2 separate regions of the Homo sapiens genome follow, and region 1 is linked to region 2. The links are chromatin loops, found by intact Hi-C in ENCODE. Cell type or tissue: A673. All regions are shown on one strand. Each heading gives the region's core, and the rest is flanking DNA. Links, peaks and the distances in the headings are about the cores only.

What was found. Peaks named below come from ENCODE experiments on the same cell type or tissue, not always from the same donor. Only the 100,000 strongest peaks of a DNase experiment are listed, where the experiment ranks them.
Region 1: it touches region 2 in a loop (8-fold over the local background); 1 of 110 quality-filtered maps calls a loop at or near these places.

What each region holds. Positions count from the first base shown.
Region 1 is chr10:62,191,300-62,206,506 of GRCh38, forward strand. It overlaps RTKN2 (rhotekin 2), which reads right to left. Exons shown (of 12, transcript NM_145307.4): 10 at 13,558-13,723; 11 at 8,455-8,562; 12 at 1,787-7,144. The coding sequence ends at 6,609. Among named protein-coding and RNA genes, the nearest start is that of LINC02621, 60 kb to the right of the region's middle. In A673, for the core only: a CTCF peak has its summit at 2,370; DNase peaks (open chromatin) are centred at 2,372, 4,332, 4,442, 5,142 and 2 weaker places; H3K4me3 peaks cover 485 bases; H3K27ac peaks cover 5,638 bases.
Region 2 is chr10:62,689,612-62,705,141 of GRCh38, forward strand. No RefSeq gene overlaps it. Among named protein-coding and RNA genes, the nearest start is that of ADO, 110 kb to the right of the region's middle. RefSeq lists an enhancer at 1,712-1,881. In A673, for the core only: no CTCF peak of the experiment used is centred there; DNase peaks (open chromatin) are centred at 310, 2,780, 3,330 and 3,880; H3K27ac peaks cover 5,595 bases.

The DNA of each region.
Region 1 (15,207 bases), core at 1-8,000, 500 kb before region 2:
CTATGTTTTAATTATTATTATTTTTTGTAGAGACAAGGTTTCACTACATTGCCCAAGCTGCTCTTGAACTCCTGGGCTCCAGCAATCTGCCTGCCTTGGCTTCCCAAAGTACTGGGATTATAGGCATGAGCCACCGTGCCCAGCCTTAACTCAATCCGTCACAGATCTTTCACAGCACTTAAAATGAGATGCTAAATTGTGTAATACTGATTACTCTTTCATACTGCCCACAGTGTTTTATGTATTTTTTAATCTTTATAACCTAAGTTTCCCAGTGGCAGGTAGGGATTGCTTGTATCCAGACAGATTTATGTTAGATATATGGGAGGCAGGTCAAACCATGCTTCATCTCCATAGTCTCTAATGATTGGTTCTACTCACCGGAATTCACGTGAGCTTAAGAATAGGCTGTCTTTTAATTTATAAGCCCCAATAGTGCCAAATATAGAGTTCAAGAGACAATGAACAATAAGTATTTGGATACACTTTTAGGTATTTCCTAAACTTTTATGCACTGTGAGCCTAACATGTTCACATCAAGCAAGAAATGAAAATAGGAGAGGGGTTATAAGTGACTAAGTTACTGTGTGTGTGTTGGGTCTCTATCAGCTGTATCCTCTTCCCTCTTCATACACGTGTTACATACTATATGTCAACCTATAGAAACAAGGCAGGAACTTAAGTATTAGGTCCTAGACTATGTGTTACATGCATTACCTTATTTAATAAACACAACTATATTATAAGGTTTTTTTTTATCTTAAACATTAAAATAAAAAACCCAAATGAGGTTAAAAAAAAAAAGCCCCAAATCATATAGCTAAGTCATGACAGAGCTAGAATTTAACCCAAGTCTAACTCCAGAGTCCGTAGTCAACTACCATGCAGTATATGACCCAGAGCAAGTCTTCCACTCTTGTGTGTGTTAAGGGGGGCTACTGAGAGAATATGGTAATGATTAATTTATATAAAATATTTAACACAGTATAGTATCTTACACATATTACCCAATAAGCTGTACTCACTCTCATTACAGTATACTATGACAGGGTTAAATGTCAATAAAACATGCTTTCTGCCCTTGAAAAATCTGATAAGATGTGGTGGGTAGCCTGCTAAAATAGCACTCCAGTGGCTCTAATTCAATGGCTCTTTACCCATGAAGACGATGAGATATCACACCCATCATTACATTGCATGCAAAAGTGATTTCCGAATCAGCTGACCTGGAATTACTCAAAAGGGAAATTATCGTGGTGGGCATTCCTCATTTAATCATATGAGCCCTTTAAAAGCAAAGCACTTTCTTCAATTGGGAGCAGCTGAAATAGTCAGAGATTTGAAGCATGAGGGAGGCTTGATGCACTGTTGCTGACTTTGAAGACCGAAGGGGCTACTAGCAAGGGCCGGAGCACAGTTTCTAGGAGCTAAGAGTGACCCCTAGCCAACAGCTAGTCCTACAAGCACAGGAACTGAGAGTGAAGTACCTAGTAGGGCATGGCAGGTTGGAGCTGGGTTGTAATGGTTTCTGTAAACTATGGAAGGGGATTTGAAATTTTTATTCTGCTCCATTGGAAGCATATTTTAAAAGAATTTTTTAAAACTAACTGAAAATACCTGAAGAATCTAACACACTATGTGTATGAGTATGTATGTATGTATGTTATATCTATAGTATTATATTTTATATACATAAAACACACATTTTAATATTTGAGGTAAGTGAATAATTCCTCTTACTACTATTCTCCCTGTTAATATAAAATTATAAAATTGCTACAACTAATTCAGTTAAATGTTTATTAAGATTAAGTTCTACAAAAATGCATCCATTCATAATTTTGAGTAGATAAACAAAATATAAAAATATTTTTAAGCAAGACACCAAAAAGTATTCATTTTCAACAAAACAATTTATTTTGATATCTTGAACCATCTGACATAATTATGTATATACAAGATCTTTTCAATCTACCTCTCCTTTAGTAGTTACATTAAGAGATTACCATGTCTCAAGAGCAAACTGCTGGAATTTAAAACACAATTTTCCATAAGATCTGGAATGATCTTTTCTAATTATTAAACGTGTCAGCATTAGTATTTTCTCCCATACTCAGATAAAGAAAAATGTTTGTTAAAATTTCTGTAACTTTTTTTGTTGTTAATTGAATGTAAAGGTAGTTTGTTTCTCTAAGCACATTGATTAGTAGGCCTCTCTCTGTAAAGTATTTTTTTAATTTTAAATATTTCTGATCACACTACAGATTTAGAAATAAAATGCTGAAATAATCCAACTGAGCCAGGATTGCTCATTTCTCTCCCCCACTCTGAGGCGCTCTGCAGGAATAAAGTACTGAGGGAGGTACATTAAAATAAGGAGACTCCTTGTGGCTAGTAGCGACTGAATATCCTACGTACCTAATTTACTGCAGTGGCTTAAGCTCTGGGGAAATTCTGGATCACTAAACTAAAAGTAAGGTTATGTCAATGGATTTTTAAAAGAGTATACTTTAAGAAGGATTATATGTAAACATTTTAATAATGTTAATTATACCATGGCTTATCAGAATGTTAGTCTTATAATAATTAGCACCAGCTACTTGGTATGTCTTTTTCTGATTAAACTGATTCCACCACACTGTCTACTTCAATCAGTCTAGTCTAGAGGAGCACTTAAAGAGAAAAAGTTAGAAAACGTCTTCATGAATCAGTTCTTTTAATGTACAGAAGTTTCAATTACATGACTTGGGCTCGCTTACCAAATACCTTTGGTACTTTAAAAAATGTATGTCCATGATATAATACTTTTTAATCCAAAAGTCTGACCCATATTAAAAAATAAAAATTATAAACAAAGCCAATTACACAAGCATGTCAGAAAATCAACACACCCTAATATATTTTCAAATGATGACTTGTCTTTTAAAAACCCAAAGGTAACATCTTTCCCAGAGTTAACTAAGAACATCTATGATCCAGAATATGCAGATTTCATTTAACTATTAATAGCAATGAAGCAGTTGCACACAAACATGTAAACATATGTAAACATTTAAAAATAGTGATGCCTTTGAAATGTAAGGGGAAAATGTCAACTTTACATTATAATTTAAGACTAACAGTGAAGATGGCTACTAGAATATAAATGGTCATCAGTTAAAGTTTAATTACTATTCAATAATTCACTCTTTAACAAGAAAATGAGTTTTGATAAATTCAGACCACAGGGACAGATATTTTTCTTGCAGAGCAGTTCTTGCTCATGGTGCAATGCAGTACTCTGTCCATGTAGTATAGTTGTGCCTCATTCGTGGTAACACAGGTGATTACATTCAAATGGCATTTAACATAAATTGCACCAAACTGCCCTATAATTTCATTTTGGACTGAATTAATTAACTTCTCAGTAGGGGGCTGAGGTGCTGAACATAAGCCTAAAGAAATACTTGACTGCTTAACCTACCTTACGTGAGGTATCTCTAATTCAAGACAGCTTCCATTTTTAATAAATAGTAGCAGGTAAAATGCATTTAGTAAGATCCCAAAGGGTAAAGATAAGGCATTTATAATAAATGGATTTAGTTTTCCACATATATTCACATCCATTTAAAAGAAGTCAGGGGGCACTGCAGACAGTTAAGGAGGATTTAACAAAACTCAGCAAGAGTTGGCACGCCTGATATTTTTGAAAGACTATTTACCTTAGGAGGTGTGCATTTAGAATTTTAAAAATGCCTTCTTTGCCCTTGCAAGATATTAAAATACAAAAGTTACCACTTAGTAGCAATTAAAAATAATACTATCTTAATGCTGACTACGTAATTTATATCCCAGAGCTTGAAATGTAAAGGTAATTGTCTAAGACATTATCTTTAGATCATCAGAATTATCATATCATAAAATATCTATTCTGTTTCCCCAATTATATTATCAAGAGCTGACAGCTAACTCTTTGTTTCAAGTTTATAGTCTTCATATATCAAGAAACAAATTAAAAGGACAAACAAGGAATGTGAAAGCTCATAAAAAGCTGAAGCAGCTTTCATATTACATGGCATATTTATTTGTCATAAACTTCTGGTTTAAGAAATGAGAAAACAAACAATTCTTTTGAAACACTCTTTGACACAGTGCTTAACTATTTTTAGATTTTTTTTTTAAACTGTAAAGGAAGGGAGGAAGGAGAGACAGAAGGAAAGTGGGAAAAGGGGATGAGACAGAGAGAGAGGACAGGGGGCCAGAGAAAGAAACAAAGACAAAAAGGAAGGAAGGAGGGAAGGAGGGAAGGAGAGACGGACAGAGGGAATGAAGGAAGGAAGGAAGGAAGGAAGGAAGGAAGGAAGGAAGGAAGGAAGGAAGGAAGGAAGGAAGGAAACCAACTCTGTATTATAACTACACTCCTTAGGTAAGGGGTAAATTAGCATTTCAGGAGCTGAAGACACCAGACCCATTTCAAAGACTTGTAACATACAGTAAGCTGGGCCCCCCAGAAAGAGACCGAATAATTTGGTGGGGAGGGGGTGGTGGTCCTTGCTCAGGCTTTTAAATGGTTCTAGGTAAAAAGGGCTTCAGTCCTGTTTCAAAGTTCTACTCTGAGGGCACAACTGCTAGGTAATTTCTGTATGAATACTTTCTTTTTCTTATACACCTTAAGTCCTTCCTGCTGTTATCTGCATGAGGAAAAATGACAAGAATATAATCTGGAAGTTTTAATACTGATTTGTAATAAAGGAAGGCATCAACTAGGAAAAAAAAAAGAATGCTTAGATGCCAGCTTCAAAACAATTTTCCCTGCAGCATCTTCTAGCTCAATAATTTAGTGGCAATGACAGTCACAAATGCTGTCAAAAACAGCAATGAAGTTTTAAAAAATAACCCAAAAATTCAAACAATAATATCCTTTAGATTTTTAATGTCATTTATTGAAATGGCAATCATAACAGAAACTTATGAGAGCCTTCTAGTTAGAAAAAATAAGTTTACTTTTTAAGGTTTCCATACATGTGATGATCTCTACATGCTATCAAGCAGGCATATAGTACTTTCTTCTCACCAAAAACTCTGTCTGTCCTGATGTTACCAGTCACAAGAAACCTTTTGTTATCATTACTCCCTCAAGATTCAATTCTTACTAGGAGTCCTGGGCAAACACAAAAGTGTCCTGGCAGTTACATCATTCTCTATAAATGGAAAAGACCCCGCTATCTGAAAATAATGAAAGGCTCCATTTAAATTAATGTGGTTTTTTGGTCAAGTGTTCATTTTGTTTTGTAATAATGTAGTTCTGATCCAAATAGAGTTCTTGCTAGCTTTAAAAAGATCTCAAGAGATTATACACAGGGCAGCAATTTAATTCTTAAATTTTTATTTCTTGCAATGACATTTAGGGTTCAGTGTGATTTGAGATTTTTAGTGCTGTTGCTGACACCTTATGGAAACTGTTTTATTTGGAAATTCTAATTAGATTTTTAAAACTGTTCTGCTCTTGTTTACAAAAAGCATTATTATAAAAAATGGATTTTTTGTTCCTTTAAGGTATTTTTCTGCTATTTATTCCTCACTTGACTTTATAATCCTGTTTGGGTCACTATGATTAGTTGCTATGGAAATTACCTCCTATGGAAATGATTCCAATGTCACTGTTGTAAGAATATGACATTTAATGAAAAATACCACTAGCAGACATCAACTCTTACTAGGAAAAGGAAATCTAATTAAAATTTTAAAAAAGAATTCTGAAAATTATTTACCATGGCCAACTTTTCTGATATTTTTGAATCTCTCATCTTCTTTTTAAATAAGTATTAAATGAATTTTAAGGTGTTGATCAGCTACTCACTTCCCTAAATTCCAAAGTCACAATGGAAATTAGCACCACACACAGAAAATTGAATGTAAAGAGCATTTCATCTACCATTTCTCTAAACTAGTAAGTGTTATGCTTCATTTATGAAAGTTAATGTCAACAGTATTTCAGGGCTCATCAAGGAAACAAGTTTGAATAGCACATTACAAATTCCCTTTAAAGATGAAGAATTTAATATTCTAAAATTTATCCCAGGAATTTAAAAGGTCAGGCCTATAAACTAGTGAGTTAAACAATAGATGAGAGCCAGTGAACCATTAGATGAGAATTCCAGAATGCTAAGAAAATTTTCTTGGGTGGATTCTATAATTTGTGGTTTGAATAAAACCTTTGAAACATTCCATTAGTATTAAAATTCTCACAATGAGAATATGGTTCATATTTAACACATTTTAAATTACTAGACAGTCTCTCCCCAAAAGAAATTTTAATGCTTTATTCTGCCTAGGGCTTATTCACTGCCTGGTACTAATTCAGGAATAAATTAACCCTTCCAACAATTAGGATATTGTCTAGAAACTGCCTCTTGCACACTGCTGGAGAAATCACTTACATTCTGCAAATCAGGAGTAAAAGAGAAATCCACTTCTTCATTATAAAATGTTTTTCTATACCTAATAGCTTATTAATTATTGGTATAAATCACTATATTTACCTATATAATTACACATTATTCTATAATGCCTCTGAATTAAGCTTCACAGTTATAGATTTTGTTAAATGTTTTATCATTAAGAGTTTTCTATACTTGTGCCTGCAGCCATGATCTAGGGTCCAGAATGTCTTTGATGGATTTCTGCCTTGGAGCTGGCACTGGCTTGGCTTCAAAATTGGTTTTAGTGTCTGTGTGCTCACCATCACTTAATCTATTTCTCCTGGCAGGCAGAAGTTTTCGAGGAGCAGCCATTGGTTTCTGTAAGTGATGCATTAGAGTTGATAGTTTGGTATCCAAAGACGATGTCTGAGATACACTTGTTTTTCCCCAGTTGTCCTTAACCAATTGATCTGTGTTACTCTGTGATTTTAAGCTGAATGGAAGTTTATCAGAAGGAGGAAGGGGAGCTTGTCTCTTTTTCCCTTTTTCATCATGTAATGGCTCACTTGCAGGATACAGTACCTTTTTCTGGATGACCATTTGATGGTTACCATCAAAGAGTGTGGCCCAAGGAGGTGGTAAGGATTCTTCATGCTGACCAATAAGGAACTGCCCATTTGTCTCTTCAATTTTTTTTTGTATTATATCCGTTAAACTTTCAAGTTTCATAGGTGAATCAATGCCTATAATAATTTTAAGAAAAAAAAACATGAAAAAATTCAAAAGCAGTATGTACTTTATCTAAATAAGTTCTTTTCCAAACTAGTATGCTATATACAATGGTCATCAAAGACTATGATAAGGAAAACGTTCACTTGTAAAAATAACCACACCATCAGAACTAAAAAGATCATGCGCTGCACTAATCATACATTATATATGTAAACATACACATAATACATAGTATATAAAACATATATAACATACATATAATTTACATAATACATACACATGTATAAATATATTCCTATATAAATTAGCAAAATCCATCTTTCAAAGAAGTGGAGTTATATGAGTTTTCTAAAAAATTCTATAGATTAAGTATTTATGAGATAACATTTCCTGGATTTAAAACCTTATTCTGACTGCTAGGTAAGAGATTTCCTTTTTTACAAAAGCTAGATATATATTAGGATGACTGCATTTGGATGAGTATTCTTTCCTGTAGACCAGCAAAGTCTCTGTTAAAAGGGAAAATGCTTAAAACCAAAAACCCAGGAAAACAGAGTAAAGCCCTCATACCACTTTGGTAATAAGGGTGGTGGGTGAAACTTTCCTTGGCAAAAATAAAAGAACAGAGATAAATCTCTATTAAATAAATTACTGGTATTTTAAAATGTGTGAACCCAAATGTATCATTTTTAACCTGACATTTTAAAGTGAATGTAAGTACAGGTACATTAGTGGCAAATTAAACAGAATTTAGACTGACTTGCACTTGTTCACAACATTATTTACTGAGGCAACAGCACAAAAATAAACACCCTTCAAGGTGTGGGAAATTGAATATTAGTGGGTCTAGAAATTTAAAATTTTCCAAAGTATTAAACTTAACCAATTTCTTTTTTCTGGCTAGAGATGAAAGCTTCCATTCATTAGTATGCATCTATCAACACTACTTGGAAACAAATTTAATAAAATACAGAAAAAAAATTACTGAACATGATTACATTTTAGAATGTGCAAATGTTTATTTTCAGAATTTTCATCAGCTACTCAGCTAATATTTATTTTCAGTGCACCTTTACTCATTTTAAGCCTTAAATTTTTTGTCTGATCTTAAGCATTCAGACTATGAAAAAACGTGTATTCATTATTTTGTATTAATTCATCTATTAAACATGAGTTCCTTAGTCTATAATCAGTCTTTTTTCATTTATTTTGATTGTGCCCTGAAAATTTTAGCATTTTAATGTCAATAGAATAAGCTGCTTCAGTATGGACAATGTTGTTTTTGTTATCCTGCAGCTTAGAAAAGACAAACCCCACTTACTCATATCATGGTAGACTGAGGTTGCCTCTTTTGTCAAGAACAAAGGTGGTTTCCGTGGTGACATAATCTCAATTTTCATAAGTTCTTCACAACAGTGCTTCCATTGGCCTAAGACAGACAGAAAAAAGGTAGACTAGTTTAAAACATAAATGTGAAGATATATATTTCATTTTTAATAGATAGCAATACATTTTTGCTTTGAATAAAAATCAGTGAATTTATACATAAAGCACTGCGTTAAGGGAGGCTTGCAGAAAAACCTAATACTATCCATAATTTCAAAGTCCAGTTCTGAACATAAAAGTAATCTATTTAAAAAATAAAGTTTGGCCGGGCACGGTGGCTCATGCCTGTAATCCCAGCAAGTTGGAAGGCCTAGGTGGGCAGATCACCTGAGGTCAGGAGTCTTGACCAGCCTGGCCAACATGGGGAAACCCCTTCTCTACTAAAAATACAAAAATTAGCTGGGTATGGTGGCAGGTGGCTGTAGTCCCCGCTACTTGGGAGGCTGAGGCAGGAGGATCACTTGAACTTGGGAGGCAGAGGTTACAATGAGCCGAGATTGCACCACTGCACTCCAGACTGGGCAACAGAGAGAGACTCCGTCTCAAAAAAAAAAAAAAAAAAAAAAAAGAAAAAAGAAAAAGAAGTACTTCTATGCAAAGACATTAGGCTAAAATCTCTAGGCTATTAAATACTATCCTATTTCACTAAATGGTTAATAACTACTTTAAAATTTCTATTTATTGCAAAAGTTTGGGAAGGGTTTTCTTCTTTTGAATAGTAAACATTAAGTATTCAAGATGTTGAAAGGTTAAACAATCAACTGAAATATAGTTACCTAGAAGGAAATAGAAAAAAACATAAAGGAGTGAGGTTTTCAAAAATGGTTTTAACTATGAAAATTTTGATTAAGAAATAAAAATTATTTATTTAACAACTGTCCCTTTAAGATGATTATCATGCTTTTCAAAATCATTTAACTCTAGAAAAACACTGTATTTTCTTTTAGGTTTTAAAAGGTATATAAAAACCTATTATTATAAAGTCATATCACCCAATAAAATTCTGAGTCTAATTTGTTTTAGGAAGGACACATTAAATAAAGGCATTTGGAATAAGAAAAAAATAGTCTTGAATAAAATCTTTCAACTATTAAGTTAAAATTTGAGTGTGGACATTAATTTTTATTTTAATTATGTTTCACACTATTTTAATCTTAAATTTTTTAGATTTCTCCTGAGTGATGTCTAAAAATTTAATCTTTTCATACTTATTGTGCACCTGCATGCTGGATAGCAACTATGCTAGTTCCTACGTATCTGTATATTAATTTTATAAGAGTTAGTTACTGAGGTTCACCTTCTTATAGCCTATCTTATACCAATAGAAAAGTAAATGTAATACACTTATGTTGTATATCCGTATTTCATACCCAACTTGATTATTTTCTGTGACTTAAAAACTAAGGACACTTCATGTTTAGTAAAATTACTCATTTTTGTTGTTTGTAGTTGAATATACTCTCATAGTAATATGATAATATATGCATAAATTAAAAATCCACCACCATTAGTTAAGAAACATAAAAAAAGCCTTTCAGTATGTTTTATTATGATGCTAAGCACAGAATATGATAAAAATTTCAAAATAAGCCACACAGCAACTGATAAAGGGAATAAATTCTTGAGTACAAGGCTTCAAAGGTTGATCTCTAGAATGTACATCTAGTAGGATCTGAGATCTGATAACTTATTCCTCCCCACACTTCCTTTTATAGATAAATATATAAGAGCCAGTTTTTTTCTTCTTAGGGGCAGGAAAAAAACCCATATCTAATGGAAAAATAATGAAACACTTCAAACTGGCACACTTTTCTGTCACATTCTTAGAAAAACTATTATAAAGTACAGTATTTCCTCTATATCGATAAATGAAAGCATTTCATTGTTAAACTAGTAGCAGAATATGAGTTACAATGAAAACTGGAATATAATGCCACATTATTTCACGTGTTACTAAAGTCAGAGGTATAAACGTGTTCATGGGTCAAGACTTTACGACTGAAACATTTATTTTGCCAGCAAATAAATCTCTATGCATAGCTATACATGATAGCCAATATGCTAACATGAAAACAAGGGCGCAATATGAAATATTAAATGGGTATGTTTTGTTCACATAACAATTTATATATTGAAGATGTTTCCTAAAATACCATTTACTGTTATAGTGTTCCCAGTCAAAATAATTTTTTATGCTAAGCTCCTAATGTAACTCAATATTTATATTGTTAAATATTTTTTAAAAATTTAATGTTCCAAATCTACCTTAATTTTCTCTATCTTTGACCTACCATTCTCTGCTCCACTCCTATTGACCATCCAGAACATGGGTCACTCCTCTTTTACATGACTGTTAACTCACAAATGTTAAAAATAGCTATTACATCCCCCTTGCCCACCAACATCCACCCGAGGCTATTCTTCCCTGGGCTAAACAGATCTACTTCCGTAAGTGTTTCCTCCTGAGTTCTAATTATCTCACCTTCCTGGTTTTCTATTCTTAAATAGAGTCAAATAATTGAAATTTGCTCTCAATATTAAATTTCTCTTACTTTATTCTGCCCTGAATACCTATCCTGTACTTTGTTCTACATACCATACTTCAACCAGGATCACAAGAGGTTGCACCTGTCACTAGGAAAGTTAAAATTTTAAAGTACAAGTCAAATTTTTAGTATGGTATAAATACCTCCATCTTTGCTTCATATATCCATACACAATGAATTCTGAATTTTGAAGTATAAATGTAATAGAATTTGTACTTTAAAAATTACATAGGTTGGCAGTTTTTATGCAAAAAAGCATTAAATACCAAAAATGTAACCAGACCCGAGAACCAAGTTGTCATCACTTCCTTATTATGTTGACAGTACAAAAATGTCATGAGGTTCTTATTCTTTCAAATCTCCATTTCAGCATGATAAATTATTTCACATAATCTAGAGAATGAAAGCATGAGATGATCATCTAATAGTAGTTGATATCTAGACTACAAGATTCTGGTATTATCACCTTCATTTACCTCTCCTCCTGTTTTTATGCACATAACAATTATACAATAGCTGGGTGCGGTGGCTCACACCTGTAATCCCAGCACTTTGGGGGGCTGAGGTGGGCGGATCACCTGAGGTCTGGAGTTTGAGACCAGCCTGACCAACATGGAGAAATCCCGTCTCTACTAAAAATACAATATTAGTTGGGCGTGGTGGCACATGCCTGTAATCCCAGCTACTAGGGAGACTGAGGCAGGAGAATCACTTGAACCCGGGAGGCAGAGGTTGCGGTGAGCCAAGATTGCGCCATTGCACTCCAGCCTGGGCAAGAAGAGCGAAACTCCATCTCAAAAAATAAAAATAAAAATAAAACAAATAAAAATACCAAAATCATTTCTAAAAATAAGATAGTCATTTATAAGACGGATTCTCTAAGACAGAACATTTAGTAAAATGGTTAAAGTTTTAGCTATGATTAGCAAAAGCAAGGAAGTTCTTGTCTTTTAAGTTATACACCTGAGATCTGCTGAATTTTTTTTTTTTTTTTTTAAAGACAAGAGTCTTGCTCTATCGCCCAGGTTGGAGTATACAGGTGAGATCTTGGCTCACTGCAACCTCCACCTCCTGGCTTCAAGCAATTCTCCTGCCTCAGCCTCCCAAGTAGCTGGGACTACAGGCACGTGCCATCACGCCTGGCTAATTTTTGTATTTTTAGTAGATACGGGGTTTTACCATGTTGGTCAGGCTGGTCTCAAACTCCTGACTTCAGGTGATCCGCCTGCCTCGGCCTCCCAGAGTGCTGGGATTACAGGCGTGAGCCACCGTGCCTGGCCTGAAAATTTTAACTAAATAAATGTGGTACACGCTGATAAGCATGAAATGAATATTTGAACATTTATTGAGTGTCTAGGGATGATACTTAAGGAAAACAAGTCCTAAACAATACAAGAAGGCCATGGAGGGAACCCTCTAGTTCGATGCTGTGAAACAGAAACCTCTTCAGGCCTAAGTTTTCTCATCTTCAGAGCAAAGGGAAATAATTTCTACCTCGCAGGAGTGTTATGAGAAATAAATGAAATAATCTGTTATACGGGAAATAATCCATAAATTTAGATCCCTTTCTTGCCTCTTACCCAACTTCTAACTTGAGGGCTGCAAGTATTAACTCTTCCTCATAGTGCTCCAGAAAACAGAATTCCTAAAATGTCTGTCCCTAGGATTATTTCCATGAGTTGCAGAAATAATTTTCCTTTTTTGGAAATGTCTCAACTTTCTATGGAATAGGATTCAGTAGACAAAATACTGGTAGTATCTATCAGTAGGCTTTGTTTGATCAGAAACAGACATTATCAACATTCTACATTTTCAATATAATGATAATATGCTGTTTGACTTATTGTCAGTAAACACAAAGAACTGTTACGATTTCAGTATTTTCCTGTTGATAAAATTCCTCGAGAAATATTAGAACCTCATATATTTTATACACTAGAGCCCTATTACATTACCATACATTGTTTTTATGTCCATGTCATTGGACTGTATTATTGAGATGAGAAAATCCTATGTGTGTGGTTTAAAAAGAAACCTGTCTGGATGATGTCCAAGAAGATGATAACGAATCTGGAGTTAAGGGAAGGCTACAAAGTGAGACTCCTGAATGTTTCAATATTTTAGGATCATCATTATCCTGGAAAAGTTTTTTGTTCCTCAAATGGCTTCTTATCCCTTGGATCAAACACATTGCCTTCAACAGTTAAATCCTAACATTTTGAGAGAATATGGTCTGGTTGTTTTAGTGACCAGAGGGAGCTTCAAAAAGTAGGAGGTAGAGATGCTAGAATCCAAACGTATACTATACAATAGTCAGGCACTGGAAAGAGATTGACAGAAAGAAGCATCAGTGCATTGATGATATACTACCATTCTTTCAAGAACATAAAAAATTTTTGCTACAAACTCTAAGATTACAATTTTAAGATTGCTGTGCACATCCTTTTAGGCTACATAAATACACAACTAAAAAAATCCAAATATCTATTTACTAAGATCAAAGAAATGCTGCCAGAAGGCTTCCATCCACTTCTGAAGATCTTCTCTATTGTCAACTGCAAAAATCTGAGTTATAGCTTGTCCAGGAACAGGATTGATGACAGAGAAATTATGGATTCTTTTCTTGGCATCCTTATCCATTGCCCGGATTCTGGTTTCCTAAAAATTAAGAAAAAAATTGGGGTTTTGCATGAGAAAATTTCTGTAATGATCAAACAAATGTTTTATTGCTTAGCTACCATATTTATACCTGATGTAACCATAATCTTATTGCTGATCATTTGAAATTTAAAACATGTAATTTTGAGAATTTTTTATATTCAAACTCCAATCTAGGTTTTTAAAAAAGAATGCTTTATATAAAATACTGAATAATGTCTTAAATTATGCTATATATAGCACTTATGCTAAATTACATGAGATTAAAACATAACCCCTGTTTTGATCCATCTCAGTTTAAGTGGAAGTTTACTGTCTTTTATATACATCTTAAAATTTCCAATAAAACAAGTACAGCATGTCATAGCTGTAATGTGGATTACATGTTAACCATATTTCAAATTAATAAAACAGAAGAATCAGTAAAGTATCTTTCTTATTCTAATATTCATGCATAATATCTAGTGCTATCAGTTAAAGCAGTAAAACCGTAACTTAGTGTTTACTGTAGCAAAACAGGTTTTCCTCATTAACATTTATTTTGTACGTAACGTTCATTTACAAAGTTCATAGCTAAAGATCCATAAAATAATATAATCTTTAAAATGTTTAAATTATTTTTAAAGTGCTAAGTACAACACTACCACAAGGACAATGGTTTCATTCACGCTGATAGTCTAAACCTTTTTTCTGAGTGATACTAGAATGCTATTATGATGACACTTATTGATTCTATACTTAGAAGATTCTGAGAAGTCTATTCCCAAGTCACACACAGGCACAGCCATGCCACATGGTAAGCTGGCAACTACATGTGGCTTTGACCAAGGAATATTGGGGGATAAAGTCTGTACTAGAACTATCTATTACACAAAGATAGAGATTTGATGCCTAGATAATGACTCACTTACACTATTCTAGGGCAATGCTGTCCAGTATAAGTACAATGTGAGCCACATATGTAATTGAAAATTTTCTAAAAACCACAATAAGTAAAAAGAAACTCCTGAAATTAATTTAACGATGTATTTCATGTAACTCAGCATATCTGAAATATGTTGAAGGCTTTCATACTAAGCCTTCAAAATCCAGTTTGTATTTTACACTTACAGCACATCTCGATCTGGACCAGCCATATTGTAAGTGTCTAACAGTCACTCCAGGATAGTGGCTACTGCACTGTACATAGTGGTTCAAGAGAATCATGGTTAAGCCTACTGTAATGTGTGACAATAATATTTTGGCTGGTAGTAATAAAGGCTGATTAAGAATAGAAAGAAATTCTTCACTGAGTAAAGTGTGAAGAGAGGCTATACAGTCACACACCAAAACCCACATATACATACAATATGGATATTATGTAGTCATTACAGAAGTAGCAGGGTTAGGAAGAAAAGCTATCCATTCCCTGAAAAATGGATAAATACAGGCAGGTGAACACCATATATACTACACAAGGAATTCCCTTCTGAAGGAATAAATTC
Region 2 (15,530 bases), core at 1-8,000:
GCAGAGGTCCAGATAATTAGATTGTTCTTGATTGCTGATCATTTTTCTCCAACTTCAGTATATGTAACAGAAATCAGAAAGAAAGAATTCAATACAAGTTCTTCCTTAAATTGTTTTTCTTCCATCAGATTTACACTCATATTACAGTATTCAATTGAAAATCCAAAATCCAGAAGAGCCTAAAAAAATGTGTGCTTGAGCTTAGATGTGTCTCCTGATAGAGATTAGATTAGTGATTGTTTGTCTTAATAAACGGCACTTCCTCTTGAAACTGTGCCCAAAACAACCTTAAAAAGTTCCGATTTCATGAAACGTGTCACTTCCTCTCCACTCACAGCCCCCATTTTCCTTCCTTCCCCTGGGTCTCACTTTTTTTTTTTTTTAATGTAATGCTTTCGTGTTTGTAATAATACCCCTCCTTGGCAGGCTATATGATATAACTCCCATTTTTCTGGGGAGAGTTTTGTGATGCAGCGAGTTTTGATCTCAGCCAAGGTCACAGAGAGGGTCAGAAACAACAGAGCCGAGATTCGATCCCTCACCCCAGGAGCCTCAGGAGGGGCCCCACAGCCGTTTTCTTGTCATCATCTGAACTTGGAACAGCCTCCCACCCACATCCAGCCTTCCCCGGCACCTCCTTCCCTTCCCATCGCTTCACAGAGCAGTTATTCAGGGTCTGCATGTATGAGCAGCTCAGCCATGTTGCATGACCTACTTTGGCATTTTCACACTGCTTGGAGAAACTTTAGGGCAAAACCATGATAGTGGAGAGAAGCCTCCCTCCCAGCCACACCTGGCTCAGTTTGGACCTGCTTGCCCTGAACAAAGGAACAGAGGACAGAGTGGATGAAAAGACAAAGGGGAGGAGTGAGGTGATCACAGCTGGCCTTCAGCAATGCCAAAGTGACCGGTGCAGGAAATCCTTGAATGTTTGGGCAGGGACATAAGGCACCTGTCTATTTCACATCTGCTAATCAATTCCTTATCAAGTCATCATGGAGCCTGTTTGGGGAAGAACCCTGTCTTCTGTGAGTTTTCTAAAGCACCCTGTCCTCTTCCCACAAGGGCAATATAATTAGTAACATCAAACACTGCAGGCTACCATCTCCTGTAAGGTGGGCTATGAACTTTTCAGAGGGCGTGAAGAGCTACCACTCCTATTTCAAATAAAGCTAATGCCAAAGAACCCACATTTAAAGCTCGAAAACAGCAGCTACGTACCCACCACCACCCACAGATCTAGTGATAGAGATTTTTTTTCTGGCTTGGCCTATTATTTATTTAGAATCAGAACTGATTTCTATCTGGATGATGTAGTCATTTAGGTTGACATCTGAAAGCATCCAACAATAGAGTCCCCTCCCTCTTAAGAAGAACCAGTGAGGTACTACAACAGTGACCTCTGTGGCTGAGGGTGGGATTGTGCCAAATCCAGGAAGGCTCATGCATTGACCATTAATCACCTACCTCCCCCAACCTTGCTGAGATCTTGCTCAGACCAGGAATCCCTAAATTGGAGGTTCCAAAACAGGGGCAGAAACAAAAGTGCTGGTTCCTTCCCAGGCAGCGAGGGCTCATTTCTGTTGGAGCCCTGGGCCTGGACACTCCTCCAGCCATTGGTATTGTCTTTGAAGCCAACTTTATGATTTCACACTTGGTCTGGTTTACCTTTTAATGTCCTAAGTGGAAATCTTGGGAAGAGTGATTGGAGGAGTACATGGGTAGAGGAAGAAGAAAATTGAAACTCTCTTTAAAAAAATACAATTGAATTAAGAATTTAGTATTACATTTTAACATAACAAGCACTAAGAGAAAAGTTTCCTTAAAGAATAGACTTTTGCTGTATGTCAATTAGTGCGCCCGTTCTTGTAGGTTTTCTCTGCTGCCTCAGAGCCAAATCTTCAGCCTCCCACACAGATCTGTGAAATCAATTGTCTTCCCCAAACATGTGGTAACCACAGAGAAGTAAAATTAATAAAACTGCTCCAAAAGATGATTTCTAAAGATGACATTCCTACTTTCGCTTTAAGCTTTCTTTCCTGAGGCCAAGTAGGGGCCTGAAGTGGGAACAGGAGGGGTTTGGTGAGAATTTGGGACCCGTTTTTTTAATATTTAAGTTTTAGAGTTTCAGTTTCACTTAGTTGTTTCGGGAGGGAAGGAGAGCAGGGAGAAGTTAAAGGTGTAAGGAGGAGGCCAAAAAAAAAAAAAAAAAGGTAAAGAAAAGCCAATCAAGTTAGGACTGTCACACCTGACAAACATGCATGTCATCCCAAGGCGGTCTGGGATCCACTCAACAACCCCACACACGCCTTCATTTGGTTGCCCGCCTCCCCCACCTGGGTTGAAGGCTACCACTGACGGTGGCATGTCTGACATACCGAACCTGCCACCCAGTGATGTTCCTCAGGAGCAGGCCCCACTCAGCCCAGCCCTGACAATGGTAGCTTAAGACAGGCAGAGGCCATCAGTCTCCATTACGAAGACAAGGTTTTCCTCCCATATTATCCTGTCTGTCATGTCCTCCTTAGACTCCAAAGGCACGGCTGTCTCATACATCATCATCATTTTCTCTCCACAAAGATGGAGAGCCCCAGGGAGGGGTCCTTTTTCTCAGCGTCCTGCCATGGATGGCCAAGGGCCTTCCCTCAGTGACAGAAGCAATGCTGAGCTGCCAGGGGAGACATTTGCATCCCTATTAGGCCCGGGGCTTTGAAGGTGGGGGAGGAGGGACCTGCCAGCCAGTTTGTAAATCAGAAGCTTAAACAAACTTCCACAGTCTCTGGAGGCCTGGAGAGCACTCCTGTGATACCAAGAGTGGAAGGAGAGGGAAAAAACAAAACAAAACAAAACAAAAACCTCAAACGTAGAGCTCCGGAACATACATGCGCTTAGTTTTGGCAGAGAAAAAGATACACTTAGTCTTGGCAGATACACAATCTTGTCACTGAAAATTGGAATATTGTTAATAGCAGTTATATTAAATTAAGCATTGGGTGCATAATTTTACTGAATTCTCACAACAGTATTGTTTTACATTTATAGGACATGTTTCAGGAGACAAAATTAAGGCTCACATGACTAGCCAGAATTAGAAGAAACCTATTTGTCTGACTCTAGGCTGGGCACAGTGGCTCATGCCTGTAATCCCAGCACTTTGGGAGGCTGAGGTGGGCGGATCACTTGAGGTCAGGAGTTTGAGACCAGCCTGGCCAACATCTCTACTAAAAATACAAAAACAAAACAAAAAAAAATTATCCAGGCCTGATAGTGTACCCTTGTAGTCCCAGCTACTCAGGAGGCTGAGGTGGGAGAATTGTTTGAATCCAGGGGGCAGAGGTTGCAGAGATTGTGCCACTGCACTCTAGCCTGGGTGACAAAGCAAGAAGAAAGAAAACAAGAAAGAAAGAAAGAAAGAAAGAAAGAAAGAAAGAAAGAAAGAAAGAAAGAAAGAAAGAAAGAAAGAAAGAAAGAAGGAAGGAAGGAAGGAAGGAAGGAAGGAAGGAAGGAAGAAAGAAAGAAAGAAAAGAAAGAAAGAAAGAGAGAAGGAGGGAGGGAGGGAGGGAAAGAAGGAAGGAAGGAAGGAAGGAAGGAAGGAAGGAAGGAAGGAAGGAAGGAAGGGAAGGAAGGAAAGAAAGAAACCTATTTGTCTGACTCTAGATCTTTATGCTGACTACCGAAATGTGTTAGTTGGTCAGATATAGAATACCCTAGAACTTTTGCATGTGTCCTAAGTGATCATGTTAATAGTTACTACTCATAAAGACCTTCTATATGTCGGGCCCTGTTCTAAACACTTTGCATCAATATTCTCTTTTAATCTGCACAGGGAATAGCATGCTGAGAGACAGGGGTTATTGTGATCATTATCTACATTTTACAGCTGGGGAGACTGAGGTTTAGAGAAATTAAGTAACTCACCAGGTCCTCACTAGCAGTTGGTGGAGTTAGGATTCAGACTCAGGAACTCCACCGACCACAAATAGCCAATATAATCACTGATTTGCTTGAGAAAGTCTATAGTAATCCCAGGAGAAAGGGCCCATCATGCAGTGAAGGAATGCAGTTTTCAACATTGGGTTCCTCACTGATGTTAATTTGGATGAAAGCAGCTGAAAATGAACCTCATGGGACTTCTCAAAGGAGCAAACTTGTCACCAAATCAGGGTGAGGAAGACCCAGGTCTTCCCTTGGGTTCGAGAGGGGAAGCTGATTAGCTTACGGTAGGTATGAATTCAGTTCTTTCTTGGAATCAGCTTGCGGAGTCACTGCTTGCTCTCTAGTGGTCACTGCCACTGGGGATGACCTATTAACAATCGGGCATGAGGAGCTACAGCTCTTAGCATGCCAGCGGGGTAACCTATTCTTTCTGCCCTTTCTTAGATAGAAGGAGGCACTAGCATTGTTCTGAGCCCCTAGAAATTTGACTAAGTAATCCTGCAGCATAGAATTTGACCCACTTGCTCAGGCAAGGGCTTCTATCATGCCCAGAGGTGAGGCAGCAGCAACAGAGGCTCAACCTAACTCAACATGGTTGTGGAAGACCCTGTTGGTTTCCTATCAGCCATCCCCTCTTCTTTCTGTTAATAGAATGCTGATATTGTTTAGCTGACCCTCCTTCTCACGATCTGATGTTTCACTGATGCCCATAATAGCTACTCCACTTACTTTGCCAGTTAGTAGCTAAGGAAAGGAAAAATGACATAATTCTAGCCAAACAATTGTGAAGGGATTTATGTGAGGGACTGGGGGCTCTGGAAAGGTTTCTGTATGGAACTCTTTTAAAAAGACACTTTGAGAAAGCAATGATCTTTTTCCTTCCATTGGATGTTGTCATGTGATGCCCAGAACTGCAGCAGCCATACTGCTACCTCAGTCTATCTCCCCTGAGACCAATTCAGCCACTCTGAGAAGAACAGATCAACATGATGGGAAGAACCTGAACTCTTGAAGGTATTGATAAGTCACCACATTAACCAACCCTGGACTTTTACTCCTTAGTAAAAGGACTTAGACTTTTGATTATGTAAGATATTGTTCTCATGTATCAACAGAGTCTGGTGCAGGAAATGCTGGTTAAATGTGATAAATAAGATAATTCACACAAAGCACTTTCAGCAGTGTCTACCATAGAGGAAACTTTAGTTATTATTCCATTCATCATACATGTGTAAAGCTCCCAGCTCTTTGTCTTCCCCTGCCCCTAGATTAGTGTTGAGACAATAATGAAGGCAACAGGCCTGTGTAACCCGTTTCAGTCTACAAGAAGTCTTGGAAATGTTCAACCTCAAAACATGTTAGTTGAACCATGGCAACAGTCCGGGTGGAATCTACACAAAGCAAAGTTCAGAGATTTGAGGTAAAACTACCACCTTATCTCGCCAGACTACAAAATCATAGAAACCCACAATTAAGGACATGATGTAGAGATCTGCTATGAATTTCCTGGTTTTGTTTATTCATTGAGTCAAAACTAAAAGTAATGTCTCTTCTCTTCCTTGTAAACCATACACTTTAGGAAGAAAAATCAATAATATTCCCAGCCAAGATGTGCATGTTATATCATAAATACAGTATTATAGACTCTTTGAATAGGGTGTGATTTATAGTTGGATTCTGGCAGCTGCTTTGAAGCCATACAATTTTTCACTTAAGGCTAATTAGAGGATTCTTAATTAGCAAATCTTTCATCCATTAGATTAGACAATAAAGATTTTTCAAAACTACTGTAATATTTAGTTCTCTTTTTCTCATCTTAACAAAACAGACTAGATATCTATCATTTATAAAAAATCTCTGTTCAAGCTTTATGAAGCTCATAGCCAGGAAATAGCCAAAAGAATCGAGAAATGTGAACTCTCATCCCACCCCGACCCTGCCTTCTTGGGACCTGGAGTAAGCCACGTTCTTTCAGGTCTCAGCTTTCTCATCTATGAAATGGAGAAGATTAATTAGATCAGGGTTTCTCAACCTTAGCCTCATACTTTGGAGAAAACAATTCTTTAGATGCCTAGCAGCATCCTCAGCCTCTATCCACTAGATACTAGTAGCACCCCTCCCCCGCCACACACACACACCAGTTGTGACCATCAAATATGTCTCTAAACATTGCTAAATGTCCCTGGGGGGGAAATCACCCCAGCTGAGAAACAATGAATTAGATCAGGAGTCATAAATGCCAACAAAGGTAAAGCTGTTTTACAAATGAGAGAAGTGGATCAGATAAATAAAGACAAATTCAAGAGCAAGTATCCTATCAAAAGGGGAAGACACTCTCCATCTCCAGTGAGTTCTTATTATGTCTCACAATTGTTCAATAGAAGGCATGAATCCCACAATTATGTGAAATCTCTTGGCTTTTTTTTTCTTTAATGTTGGCAAATCATTCCTTGTAGCAGTTAGGAAGGTGGGTTTTAGAGCTAGAATGTCTTATGTTCAAATCCCAGGTCTACCTCTTACTAACTTCAGTATCAGGCAAGTTCTTTCGAATCTCTATGCTGTGGTTTTCTTATAAAATAAAGAAAATAATAATATTACTTCATAAGATTATTGCCAAGTTTAAATGACACAGCACATGTAAAAGACCCAGAAAAATGCACATAGTAAGCTCTCAATAGATATTATCTATTATTATCCCTAAGATAAAGAAACACTGTAAACCAAACTAAACATAGGTCAGACTATAGGTCAAACTCAGTCTAGAGGCTACAGGTTTTCAACTCTGGCCTACAAGATTTCAAGGGTCTGTTTAGGTTTCCTAAGGTTATGTGATTCCATTTTATGAAAGCAAGGACACTGATTATTAAACTCTGATAAATTCCATACAGTTTAATTGAGGAGATAGAACTCTGACACTAGCAAAGCTCAGGTGGGCAGAACAGAATTCTAATTAAATGTCAAAATATGTGTTCTTAGAGGTCAGCAAGAGAAGATAAGGAGCCATTTCTGCTTTCCATTTAAGAAAAAAAGAAATAGTTCTCTTTTTTGAAGAAAGTACATGAAAAAAGAAGAGCATCAAATTTGGAATCTGCCATCTTCAACAGTATCCTCTTAACAGATGCCATGACAATACAGTGAGCTATTCTTGACTTTCTAGCTAAAATAAATCGTCAATTATAAGTTGGTATCATTAGCCCAATTGCTTTTCAGTGAGATGTCTGATACAGGCAATAATGGATTGGTTTCTCCAACCTAATCCTCCCACTGGAAACTAACATATCCACTGCTGATCAATACTTTGATTTGAGTTACTTATAACTCTGTCAGACATGAGTATCTGCTTCACTCCAGGGTAAAGAAATGAGATCATTTTGCAAAATTTAGGTCAGACATTAAATTGTCTCGGGTGAGTTGTTTTTGTGGTCTAGAGTCACATGACCAAATCAACACTGTAGAGGATTATCAGAAACTAAAAGGGGCAACCTGAATAAGTACCCATTGCCTTTATTAAAGCCACGTCATGGAGTATAATGAGGTACTAGTAGTCTGTGTGTTTGAATCATATTTCAGGGAAATGCTTTGCAAACATGACTTTTGTGCTTTAAATTAAAGTTCACACTGTTTGACCCATAACTCCTCTTCCAGGAATCTGTCCTAAGGAACTATTCAGAAGCTAAAACTAAAATGTATGCATAGATAGCCTATGCAATATTATTTATGATAGAAAAAGTAAGTACCAACCTAATGACCAATATTAGAAGAATATAAAATAAATTAAGAAATAACCCTATGATGGACTATTATGCAGCCAATTATAGATGGTATTTCAAAGAGTATTTCACTACCTGGAAACATATTTAATATATAATACTACGCAAAAAAGGTGATAAAAATTGCATATGTAATATGATACTAATTGTGTGTATATATGTATATGTAAAGATATTCTCCATCAAAATGTGAACTCTGGTTATTTTTGGGTGGGATCATAAGTAATCTTCATTTCTATCTATAAACCTCTCTGCATCCCTAAGTTGACACCAGGGTTGCCATATGCAATAGTGCATATTGTACACTGCAGAAGGGCATCAAGCCCATGGGGCACTCCAAGCCATGTACCCTGTTACTACTTCTGTTCAGAGAGGATGCTTTTTTCAATTTGTACATATGAGATACTGAAGCCCTGTTATATTTTTATAATTTAAAAACCCATAACATTAAAAAACCCCATCTTATCCAGGGGTAGGTAAGAGTTTATATGGGGCCTGAGGTTTAAACAACTGAGAGGACCCTCTTTGTGAAAAGAACAGAGTCTTTTAATTATAAAATAAGTCATAGAAGTAAATTTCAATTTAAAACGTGAAAAAAAAATCACAGAAACTTCCTGGAGACTTAGAGATTAAATTCTTTCTCTCTAGGTAAGTTACCAGAAATGCTTAAAGAAAAGTCCTTCCTGATTGCAACCTGGCTCCCCTCCCAATCAGAACACTCTACAACTCCCAGAAACTCCCAGCTATCCTGGGGGCCCATATAAGGAAATGACCCTGGAGGTTAAGCTTCATTAGTGCCACAGTAAATCTGGCTCTGATCTTTGGGGAAAGAAAAAATTATATCAACCCAGAGCCAAGTGCTATTTCACAGATAAATTTATGATTCCAAACCAAGTAGTCCAGAAAGTATCATAGCTGTCCAACACTACTAAAAGAACCATTTTATTTCAATTTAGCAAGGGCTTTCCATAAACACTCATTAATATAATTACTAAAATTCAGGACATTTCCTGCTGTATCCAAGGATACAGCTGTCTTCTGATATATATTAATTAGATGCTTAAAAGTTTTGTCATTTTAAAACAGAGTCAATCTCCGGCACCCTCCACCATACGTAGAGTTCTCCCCGTGCCAGGACAGCAAAGAAAACCTTCAACAGGTATTCATACCATCTTACTAGGCCAGAGAAATGGCCTAGGGTTTACAGCAGATCTGTCTCTAGTGAGCCATTGAGGATACTAAACTAGGCTCCTATGACAGAGAGGTAGGGGCAGAAGAGTGGTTCTTCAATTACAATGAAACAAAACAAAACAAAAAGCTAAACAACAATCAAAACAGACTTTCATATATATATACCACCAGTGAAAACTCAACCCCTAAGATATTCTCTAGATCAGTTTTTTTCAACATTTTTAGAGAGAGAATTTTTTCAAAGAAAAGCATACACTGAACTCCAATATATAAATGAATACTTGTTTTCAATCATGTTATCTCCAATGCAAAAAACGCTCAAAACTAAATCTATCTTGAATAAATCATCACAACAAGGTGTGCTATATGTTCATATTTCAACTGACTATATTAAACTATTTTAAAATTGACAATGGCATATGTATGCTCCCCAATTTTACATGTTGGACATACAAAGCCTAAATTGCCAAAAAAAAAAAAAAAATCACTGCAGAGTGATAATATTCTTATTTAGTGGCATCTATATAAAACATTCAAATTTGTGCACAAAATGGAAAAATACACCACAAATATGATTGAAAGACAAATGATATAATCTGGAGAGAAATATTCACAACACATATAACAAACAGCACATATAAAATTGAGATGCCAGAACTAGATAAGAGAATGAGGCAGAAGGACTATTTGGAGAGAGAATGGCTAAAACTTTTCCAAAACTGTTGAAAGATATCAACCCACAGACACAAGATTAGCAAACTCCAATCTAAAGACAAAGAAATCCACACTTAGGCATATGATAGTCAAGCTGCTAAAAGCAAATAAATAAAACAAAAGGAAAACAGAAACTCCTGAAAGAAGATAGGGGCTGGGAGGAGTGGGAGGGAGGACATATTTCATATAGGGAAAAAATGATAAGAGTGACAACTGACTTTTCACTGGAAATGGTGACCAGAAGACAATGGTATGACATCTTTGAGTTCTGAAAGGAAAAATCCTATCAACTCAGAATTTTATAGCTGGTTAATATATCCTACAATCTGACAGTGAATTAAAGACATTTTTAGACAGACAAAAGCTGAAAGATTTTTCTCTAGCAGAGTTGCAGTACATGAAGTACTAAGAGAAGTTTTGCAGGCTGAAGAGTAATTATATCAGATGAAAGCCTGGTTCTGCAGGAAGGAATGAAAAACTCCAAAGAGGGAAAATATGTCAGTAAATCAGACAATTTAAATCTTTTTTATATGTGTACATATAGGTATAATTTCCTTTAGAATACTTTAACCATTTAAAGGAAAAAATAATGATGACATATTTTACTTCTACCTAGCATAAGTAGAAGTAAAATAAATGGTAACAAGAACACATAGAATTAAAGGGTGTTAATTGGTAGTTTACTGTTCTAAGAAGACAATAGAGAGAATGAAAGCAAAGCAATATTTGAGGAAATTATTGCCAAGAACCTTCCAGAACCAAAGAAAGACAAGAACTCTCAGATTGAGTGAGTGCCACCACCACAACCCCTAAGTGTCCAAGTATCCAAAAGGATATTCTTTTAAACTCAACCTACAGACAGAGTGAAGTTTCAGAACCTCAAGAACACAGAGAAAATACTAAAAGTTACCTATGAAAAGACATATTACTGATAGAAGAACAAATTCAGACTAACATCTGATTTCTCAGTAGCAGTGCTAGATACAATGGAGCAGTGTGCCTATATTTCCCCACCAAATGGCTTTTTAAGAAAGAAAATAAATGAAAATATCCTCATATATTCAAGCCTCAGAAAGTTTAGCACCCACAGATGATTTTCTAAAGAAATACTACAAAATATATTTCATCCAAAGGACAATGAACACAAAAGAAAGGAGTGGGATGTAAGAAACACTTATAAACAAATAATACAGTAAATTAATTTTAAATAAGTATTTATTTTAAAGAACTAGCAATTTATTTATTTAAAAGGTCATAGTAATTTAGAAGTAGCATTCTGGATTATATGAACATTGAAAGTGTAGGAAAAGCAAAGAGAAGTAAAGGTTCTTGTCTTGGTCTAGAGAAGGGTATAGATTAATTAACACTTGTTTCTATTATAAAAAATATATGTCCCCATATGTATCATAAAAATTAAAATGTGGGGTGAAAAACTTAACCAATAGAAGAATGGAAATGGAGTATATAGCTTTAAACCAATAGAGGGAAAAATGAAACAAAGAGTACTTACTAATTTTATATGTTTGTAAATGCATATAAAATTACACAGAAGGAAAATACCACACTTGTCTGTATGTATGCCTGATGTGTATCTATGTGTGTGTCTGTGTGAAGCATTCTGTGTGTATCTGTGTGTGTGTGTTGTTTATGCCTGGGTAAAAATACTGTTGTCAACTATTTTTCTTCACGAAAATGGGATCAAACCATACTGTTTCAGTAAGCTGTCTGTTTCACACATCATGCCATAAATGCTACTATCAACCTAACCTGCCAAACAACCCTCAAGATGCAAGAAGTCAGGAAGCTTGATCATCCTAGGACCCACAGCTTACTATGGACAGTTCTGGGAAAATAGTGGAATGGAAAATTTGCCTCATTTGCCCCCAGGAACACATTGTAAGTGGGCTTCTAACACTGGGCACTAACCCAGAGCTCAGATACTATTAGTTCTAGCCCTTTCCTGGGGAGCAGACGATCTGGTGCAAGGAACAGAAGAAGGCTCAAGTTCTTAAATTCTTGCTCACGGAGCAGTACAGTCCAGTTGTTCTGATCATTTGCTCCAGAGATAGACTGCCTGGGTTCTAGTGCCAACTCCACCACTTCCTAGCTGTGTGGCTTTGGGCACGTTACTTAATCTTTTTGTGCCCCTATTTTCTTAACTGTAAAATGAGGATAATAATGGAGCCCCCTAATAAGGGTGTATTGAGGATTAAATGAGCTAATATATGTAAATCACTCAAATAATGCCTGGCACATAAAAAATAATTGATGTGATATCTAGGATTTAGGGAAAGTAGACAGAGGTATGAATAGAGCAAGACCACCCATGGGTTGATGTTCACTGCGGCTGGATGATGGGTACACGGGGCTTTATTTTAGGGTATGTTCAAAAGACCTTCTATAAATATTAACTGTTGATAGGAGCTACTAAAGCAGAAGCACAGCTTCACTGTGGTCACAATACTGTTATAAGAAAGATAAGGTGTTTCTTGAAAAGATCAACAAAATTGATAGACTGCTAACAAGACTAATAAAGAAGAAAAAAGAGAAGAATCAAATAGATGCAATAAAAAAATGATAAAGGGGATATCACCACCGATCCCACAGAAATACAAACTACCATCAGAGAATACTATAAGCAACTCTATGCAAATAAACTAGAAAATCTAGAAGAAATGGATAAATTCCTGGACACGTACACCCTCCCAAGACTAAACCAGGAAGAAGTTGAACCTCTGAATAGACCAATAACAGGCTCTGAAATTGAGGCAATAATTAGTAGCCTACCAACCAAAAAACATCCAGGACAAGATGGATTCACAGCTGAATTCTACCAGAGGTACAAAAAGGAGCTGGTACCATTCCTTCTGAAACTATTGCAATCAAGAGAAAAAGAGGGAATCCTCCCTAACTCATTTTATGAGGCCAACATCATCCTGATACCAAAGACCGGCAGAGACACAACAACAAAAAAGAGAATTTTAGACCAATAACCCTGATGAACATCAATGCGAAAATCCTCAATAAAATACTGGCAAACTGAATCCAGCAGCATATCAAAAAGCTTATCCACCACAATCAAGTCGGCTTCATCCCTGGAATGCAAGACTGTTTCAACATACACAAATCAATAAACATAATCCATCACATAAACAGAACCAATGACAAAAACCACATTATTATCTGAATAGATGCAGAAAAGGCCTTCAACAAAATTCAACAGCCATTCATGCTAAAACCTCTCAATGAACTAGGTATGTATAGAAAGTATCTTAAAATAATAAGAGCTATTTATGACAAACCCATAGCCAATATCATACTGAACGGGCAAAAACTGGAAGCATTCCCTTTGAAAACCAGCACAAGAGAGGGATGCCGTCTCTCACCACTCCTATTCAACATAGTGTTGGAAATTCTGGCAAGGGCAATCAGGCAAGAGAAAGAAATAAAGAGTATTCAATTAGGAAATGAGGAAGTCAAATTGTCCCTGTTTGCAGATGACATGACTGTATATTTAGAAAACCCCGTCGTCTCAGCCCAAAATATCCTTAAGCTGATAAGCAACTTCAGCAAAGTCTCAGGATACAAAATCAATGTGCAAAAATCACAAGCATTCCTATACACCATTAACAGACAAACAGAGAGCCAAATCATGAGTGAACTCCCATTCACAATTACTACAAAGAGAATAAAATACCTAGGAATCCAACTTACAAGGGATGTGAAGGACCTCTTCAAGGAGAACTACAAACCACTGCTCAACGAAATAAAAGAGGACACAAACAAATGGAAGAATATTCCATGCTCATGGATAGGAAGAATTAATATCATGAAAATGGCCATACTGCCCAAAGTAATTTATAGATTCAGTGCCATCCCCATCAAGCTACCAATGACTTTCTTCAAAGAATTGGAAGAAACTACTTTAAGTTCATATGGAACCAAAAAAGAGCCCACATTGCCAAAACAATCTTAAGCAAAAATATCAAAGCTGGAAGCATCACGCCACCTGACTTCAAACTATACTAAAAGGCTATAGTAACCAAAACAGCATGGTCCTGGTACCAAAACAGGCATATAGACCAATGGAACAGAACAGAGTCCTCAGAAATAACACCACACGTCTACGACCATCTGATCTTTGACAAGACAAAAACAAGAAATGGGAAAAGGATTCCCTATTTAATAAGTGATGCTGGGAAAACTGGCTAGCCATATGTAGAAAGCTGAAACTGGATCCCTTCCTTATACCTTATACAAAAATTAATTCAAGGTGGATTAAAGACTTAAATGTTAGACCTAAAACCATAAAATCCCTAGAAGAAAACCTAGGCAATACCATTCAGGACATAGGCATGGGCAAGGACTTCATGTCTAAAACACCAAAAGCAATGGCAACAAAAGCCAAAATTGACAAATGGGATCTAATTAAACTAAAGAGCTTCTGCATGGCAAAAGAAACTACCGTCAGAGTGAACAGGCAACCTACAGAATGGGAGAAAATTTGTGCAATCTACCCATCTGACAAAGGGCTAATATCCAGAATCTACGAAGAGCTCAAACAAATTTACAAGAAAAAAGCAAACAACCCCATCAAAAAGTGAGCAAAGTATATGAACAGACACTTCCCAGAAGAAGACATCTATGCAGCCAACAGACATGAAAAAATGCTCATCATCGCTGGTTATTAGAGAAATGCAAATCAAAACCACATTGAGATACCATCTCACGCCAGTTAGAATGGCGATCATTAAAAAGTCAGGAAACAACAGATGCTGGAGAGGGTGTGGAGAAATAGGAATGCTTTTACACTGTTGGTGGGAGTGTAAATTAGTTCAACCATTGTGGAAGACAGCGTGGGGATTCCTCCAGGATCTAGAACTAGAATTACCATTTGACCCAGCAATCCCATTACTGGGTGTATACCCAAAGGATTATAAATCATTCTGCTATAAAGACACATGCGCACGTGTGTGTATTGCAGCACTATTCACCATAGCAAAGACTTGGAACAAACCCAAATGTCCATCATTGATAGACTGGATTAAGAAACTGTGGCACACATACACCACGGAATACTATGCAGCCATAAAAAAGGATGAGTTCTTGTCTTTTGCAGGGACATAGATGAAGCTGGAAACCATCATTCTCAGAAAACTATCACAAGGACAGAAAACAAAACACCACATGTTCTCACTCATAGGTGGGAATTGAACAATGAGATCACTTGGACACAGGGCAGGGAACATCACACACTGGGGCCTGTCAGAGGGTGGGGAGCTGGAGGAGGGATAACATTAGGAGAAATACCTAATGTAAGTGATGAGTTGATGAGTGCAGCAAACCACCATGGCACATGTATACCTATGTATCAAACCTGCACGTTGTGCACATGTACCATAGAACTTAAAGTATAATTTTTTAAAAAAAGAAAGATAAGGTATTGGTATACAAAGTAGCTGTTAGACAATGATACAAATGTTATCTCTTCTTGCCAAATTGTGTGATCTTTGTCAAGGTATTAGCCCCTCCTGTTCCTCCGCCACCACCTAAATTTGTCTCAGGGATCCTCATGGATGTCTCCAATATTTTCATGAAAACATTAGCTTAAGTTTTTATAGCCTAGCCAAAAAGGAAGCAGGGAAGGGGAATGGGAGGGAGAAGAGCTAAACCACTGAAGTGAAGCTGCTATTAGTTGGCCTTACAAAACACACCTATATGTTGATTCTCTTCAGAGACTAGATTTGGGTGGAAAGAAAGGGAACATAATTTGAGTGGACAAAAAGGAAATGGGGCTGCAGGAAGGGAAGGGAGGGACCCAGGATGGGGCAGTAGACTTCTCTATCCAAATGGGCTTTGTGTCAGCCCTGAAGGGAGCACAAGACTGCAGGAAAGAGGAAAAGCACCTTCTTAGTCTTG